Regions from separate parts of the Homo sapiens genome. Here region 1 is linked to region 2. Evidence: read pairs that join two places in POLR2A ChIA-PET (ENCODE). Cell type or tissue: K562. All regions are shown on one strand.

Region 1 (2,500 bases), 950 kb before region 2:
TCGAACTCCTGACCTCAAATGATCCACCTACCTCAGCCTCCCAAAGTGCTGGGATTACAGATGTGAGCCACCGCGCCCGGCAATAACAGTTCTTTTCAAAGGGTAAGGTTTGAATCCAGGTCTTAGAACAGTGCCTGGCATATAACTAAATAAGGGTTATCTCTGATTATTATTCCTCAAGCTCAGTTTGGTGAACCAGATAGATCCACAAATGAATAATTATACAAACAGTGAAATGCAGTTGAGACAAATGCTTCTAAGAACTATAGAGTCCTGAGAGGGCATAGGAAGGAGGCTGGGGGATGACCTGGCCTGGAGAGGGCGTTGGGTCTTTTGGGAAGGGATGTTTGCCATGAGAATGGGTAGGAACTGGCCTGGCAAAATGGAGCAGGAGGAAGAGTATTCCCAGCCAAGGGAGCAACACAGGGCAAGGCTATGGCCAGGGAAGGGGTCCCAGAGGTTTGAGAGGGGTACGGAAGGTTTAGCAAGGGCCAAGGAGTGTGGGCTTTGTTATAGGGACACTGGGGAGGCACAGAGAGGGGTTAAGCAGGGCAGGAGCATGATTAAATCTGTGTTTTTCTTTTCTTTTCTTTTTTTTCTTTCTTTTTTTTTTTTTTGAGACGGAGTCTCGCTGTATCGCCCAGGCTGGCGTACAGTGGCGCGATCTCGGCTCACTGCAAACTCTGCCTCCCGAGTTCACGCCATTCTCCTGCCTCAGCCTCCCAAGTAGCTGGGACTACAGGCGCCCGCCACCACGCCCAGCTAACTTTTTGTATTTTTAGTAGAGACGGGGTTTCACTGTGTTAGCCAGGATGGTCTCAATCTCCTGACCTCACGATCCACCTGCCTTGGCCTCCCAAAGTGCTGGGATTACAGGTGTGAGCCACCGCACCTGGCCTGTGTTTTTCTTTTCTGTTTGTTTTGAGACAGAATCTCGCTCTGTCATCCAGGCTGGAGTGCAGTGGTGCGATCTCGGCTCACTGCAACCTCCGCCTCTCAGTTTCAAGTGATCCTCCTGTCTCAACCTCCCAAGTAGTAGGATTACAGGTATGTACCACCATACCCAGCTAATTTTTGTATTTTTAGTAGAGATGAGGTTTCCCTGTTGGACAAGCTGGGCTCGAACTTCTGACCTCAAATGATCTGCCTGCCTCGGCCTCCCAAAGTGCTGGGATTACAGGTGCGAGTTACCACGCCCGGCCGGGAAGGCCTCTTTGAAGGGGTGACATTGGAGTGGACACCTGAGTGAAGAGTGGGAGCCAGCCAGGAAGATATCTATGAAAAGCATATTCTTTTTTTTTTTTTTAAGAGACAAGGTCTCTGTCACCCAGGCTAGAATACAGTGGCACGATCATGGCTCACTGCAGTCTCAAACTCCTAGACTCAAGCCATCCTCCCCTCTCAGCCTCCCAAGTAGCATGCCACTACTCCCAGATAATTTTTTTTTTTTTTTGAGATGGAGTCTCGCTCTGTTGCCCAGGCTGGAGTGCAGTGGTGCAACTTTGGCTCACTGCAACCTCCGCCTCCCGGGTTCAAGCAATTCTCTGCTTCAGCCTCCCGAGTAGCTGGGGTTACAGGTGTGCACCACCAAGCCTGGCTAATTTTTGTGTTTTTGGTAGAGATGGGGTTTCATCATGTTGGCCAGGCTGGTCTTGAACTCCTGACCTTGTGATCCACCCACCTCAACCTCCCAAAGTGCTGGGATTCCAAGTGTGAGCCACGGAGCCTGGCCAGAAAAGCACATTCTATCCAAAGCAAACAGCAAGTGCAGATGCCCTGAGGTGGGAGCAAGCTCTGCGGGTTTGAGGAACCCAGAGGAGGTGGGGGTGGCTACAGCAGAGTGAGCAAGAGGTGAGGGGTGGGAGATGAGGCTGGAGAGGTAACAGGGCACAGCTCGTGGGCCAATATAAGGACTCTGGATTATGGCTGGAATGAGGCGGGAGCCCTGGGAGGGTTTGGGGGAGAGGAAAGAGAATCTGACATCTAGAAGGTAAAAAGATCCCTGTGATGACCAGGCGCGGTGGCTCACGCCTGTAATCCCAGCACTTTGAGAGGCCGAGGTGGGCAGATCACCTGAGGTTGGGAGGAGAATTGCTTGAACCCAGTAGGCAGAGGTTGCGGGGAGCCAAGATCTCGCCATGTGCACTCCATCCTGGGGAACAAGAGCGAAACTCCGTCTCAAAAAAAAAAAAAAGATCCCTGTGGCTCTGTGCGTGGAGTAGAGTGGGAAGACGAGAGGGATGACAAATGTCCAGGCAAGGGAGGGTGGGGGCTTGGGAAAAGGTGGAGGTAGCCCACTACCCTCCCCGACTCCTGCTCCTCACCTGTTTTTTGGCCCTGCTCAGCTCCAGGTCAAGTGCTTGGGCCAGCTCCAGCAGCAGGGCACAGGGCACAGCCGAATCCGTGGCCCCTACAAAGGGGGTCGATCCGGGTGGGAAGAGCTTCGAGTCATAATGGCAGGCAAGGGTGAGGTGACGGGCAGCCCTTGGGTCCAGTGTGG
Region 2 (2,500 bases):
ACGGCGGCCGGAGAGCGGCTGGGCTCGGCTGCACGGGAGGGTGGTTTCGCCGGGCGCCGGGACTTCCCCTGCAGCCGGCTGAACTGAAGGGACTTTTGTCGGCCGGGGCGGTGCCGGCCGCCCGCCTCCCCGCCCCCGGCCCCCCCGGGGCCACCCGTACGCCCCAGGGGTTTCCTGGACCCGCCGCTGCTCCCGCCGCTCTGAGGTGCAGCCTGCCCTGCGCCCCGCCCGCGCCGCGCCCCGCTTGCCCCCTCCCGGCCCGCGGCGCCTGGGGCAGCCAGGCCTCGGCGGGGGAGGGAGAGGAAAGGAGGGGTGGGGGGAGAGGAGGCGGGGTCGGGGGGTGGGGGGGTGTCCCCACCCCTGCTGCCAAGGGCCGCTCTCTCTGCCTCTGTTTTTGTCTTTCTGGCCCTATCTCTCAACATCTCTATCTCTGAGTCTGTAACTGTCTCTCTGGTTCTCCTGTCTGAGTAGGTGTTTCTCTCCGCAACCCCGCGTTTGTCTCTGTGTGCTCTGTTCCGTCTCTGTCTCTCTCTTTTGTCTCTTTGTGTCTGTCACCATCTCTCTGCCTCTCAGTTGCTGTCTGCTTCTCTGTCTCTCAGGAGGCCTTGGCATCTCTGGGACGGGGTTTGGAATCTCGGTTCCCACTTACTCGCTGGGTGACCTTGGCCAAACACTTCCCCTCTCTGAGCCGTTTCCTCCTTAGTGGGAGTGAAGAGACGCACCCGGGGCAGGGACTGGCACTCGGCAGGCGGCCAGGAACGATTCCTCTCCCTCCCCTCTTCCATCTCTGCCACTCCACGTGCCTCATCAGCTGTGGGTCTAAAGGGGCTGGGGGTGGGGTGAGGGTGGGGAGCGCTCCACTGATTGTGTCTCTGCACTCGTTGGGGGCCCTGCCCCCAGCCGGGGCCCGCGGGGCACCGGGGTGGGTGCTCGGAAAATCCTAGGTGCACAGAGAGAAAGAGACATGGAGACAGGCGCAGAGATCTTGAGAGAAAGAGAGATAGCAAGAGACACGGACACCAGGCCAGAGTCAGCGCGACCGAGGCCGGTGCTGCAGGAGCGGGGAGCAGTTTGGCTTCCCCCCGACTTCCCCTCCCACCTCGAGGAGGGGTTGATGGGTGGGGAACAGGCTAGGCGGGTTGGGGGCATGACTCAGGCTGGAGATGGGAGGGAGGGAGGAGGGAGGCGGGACTCTTCCCCGTCTCCTCCCCTCCTCTCCCTCTCCCCGCCCCGGGGTGGGGCCCCGAAGGTCCGGGGCTTTCCCGGATTTCCCTGGGGGCGGGGCAGCCGCTGGGGTTGAGTCCGGGTCACTGAGTCACAGGAGGCGGAGAGGGAGGCTTTGGGGACACAGGGGGCGGGGCATGGGGGCTGCACCCCGGACTTGCCCAGGGGGCACGCGGCGTCTCTCTGGTTCTCTCCCCCGGTCTCCTTCTGTCTTCGAAACTTGCCTGACCTCCCTCTGGTTGTCTCCTGCCCCGCCCTCTGTCTCTGTCTCCCCATCTCTGTTGCTGTCTCTGTGTCCCCTGGGACCTTGAAAGTGGGTATTGGGGCCCCGGGAAGGGACTTTGGCCGGACTCGGGCCCCACCCGAGTGGATCGTTAACCCAGGATGTGAGAAGTGGCTGTGTGGAGAGGCCTCACCCCTTCCCTTCCTTTCGACCTCTCTCTGGATCTCCCTTATCCCCCTTCATGGCGAAACATCCCGAGCACAGACCTGTGTTAATTCCACCTCCACCCCTTGCTCCCGGTGGGACCTCAGACAAGCCATCCCCTGCCTTGAGACTCAGTTTGTTCTTCTGGAAAATGGGACCAATGGCAACCCCTGCCTGCTGGTGTTGTGGGGGCCACAGCAAGGGAAGAGGGGAGGAATTCGGTTGGACAGGCTGGGGGCTGTGTTCCCTGCCCATCCAACCCCACCCCTGGGGACCCTCAGACACAGGAGAGGGGTGTGGAGCACTATCCCAATGCACAGAAAGGAAAGCTGAGGTTTGGAGGGGCGAGGCTTAGGGTGGGGACCCTCAGAGGTAGGGTGGGAAGGACACCCAAGCCTGTCCCACTCCTGGCATCCCAGGGCAGCTGGTGCAGTGGTTCCAACCTAGCAGGACTGTAGAGGGGAGAAGATGTGATGGGTCCGGTGGGAGCTTCGAAGGGCTGGGAGAGACGGTGCTGCTGGAAGAGAGGGTGCTGATGGTTCTCTGAGGTTGGAAGAGGGATAAAAGGGTCAGAAGGAGGAGGATCTGAAGAAGGAAGATAGGTCTGAGAGAGAAGTAGATGGTTTAGTGGGAGGAGGGGGAGAGGATCTGAAGGAGGAGGACAGGGTCTGTTGGAGGAGGTAAGGGTCTGATGGAGGAAATAAGGGTCTGAGGGTGGAGGCGAGGTTTGGAGGGAGGAGGTGAAGGTCTGAGGGAGGAGACAAGGGTCTGAAGGAGGAGATAAGAGTCTGAGGAAGGAGGCGAGGGTTTGAGAGAGGAGGTGAGGGTCTGAAGGAGGAGGTGAGGGTC

Evidence for each region. ChIA-PET counts read pairs that join two places held together with the same protein. Peaks named below come from ENCODE experiments on the same cell type or tissue, not always from the same donor. Only the 100,000 strongest peaks of a DNase experiment are listed, where the experiment ranks them.
Region 1: POLR2A ChIA-PET joins it to region 2 with 5 read pairs; 2 of 35 experiments call an interaction of 5 or more read pairs at or near these places.

The regions. Positions count from the first base shown.
Region 1 is chr19:45,695,543-45,698,042 of GRCh38, reverse strand. QPCTL (glutaminyl-peptide cyclotransferase like) reads right to left here. Exons shown (of 7, transcript NM_017659.4): 3 at 2,325-2,500. Among named protein-coding and RNA genes, the nearest start is that of QPCTL, 4.1 kb to the right of the region's middle. In K562, no CTCF peak of the experiment used is centred here; no DNase peak of the experiment used is centred here.
Region 2 is chr19:44,746,278-44,748,777 of GRCh38, reverse strand. It overlaps BCL3 (BCL3 transcription coactivator), which reads right to left and starts at 70. Exons shown (of 9, transcript NM_005178.5): 1 at 1-70. RefSeq lists silencers at 1-421, 832-961, 1,022-1,501. In K562, no CTCF peak of the experiment used is centred here; DNase peaks (open chromatin) are centred at 297 and 1,197; H3K4me3 peaks cover 1,672 bases.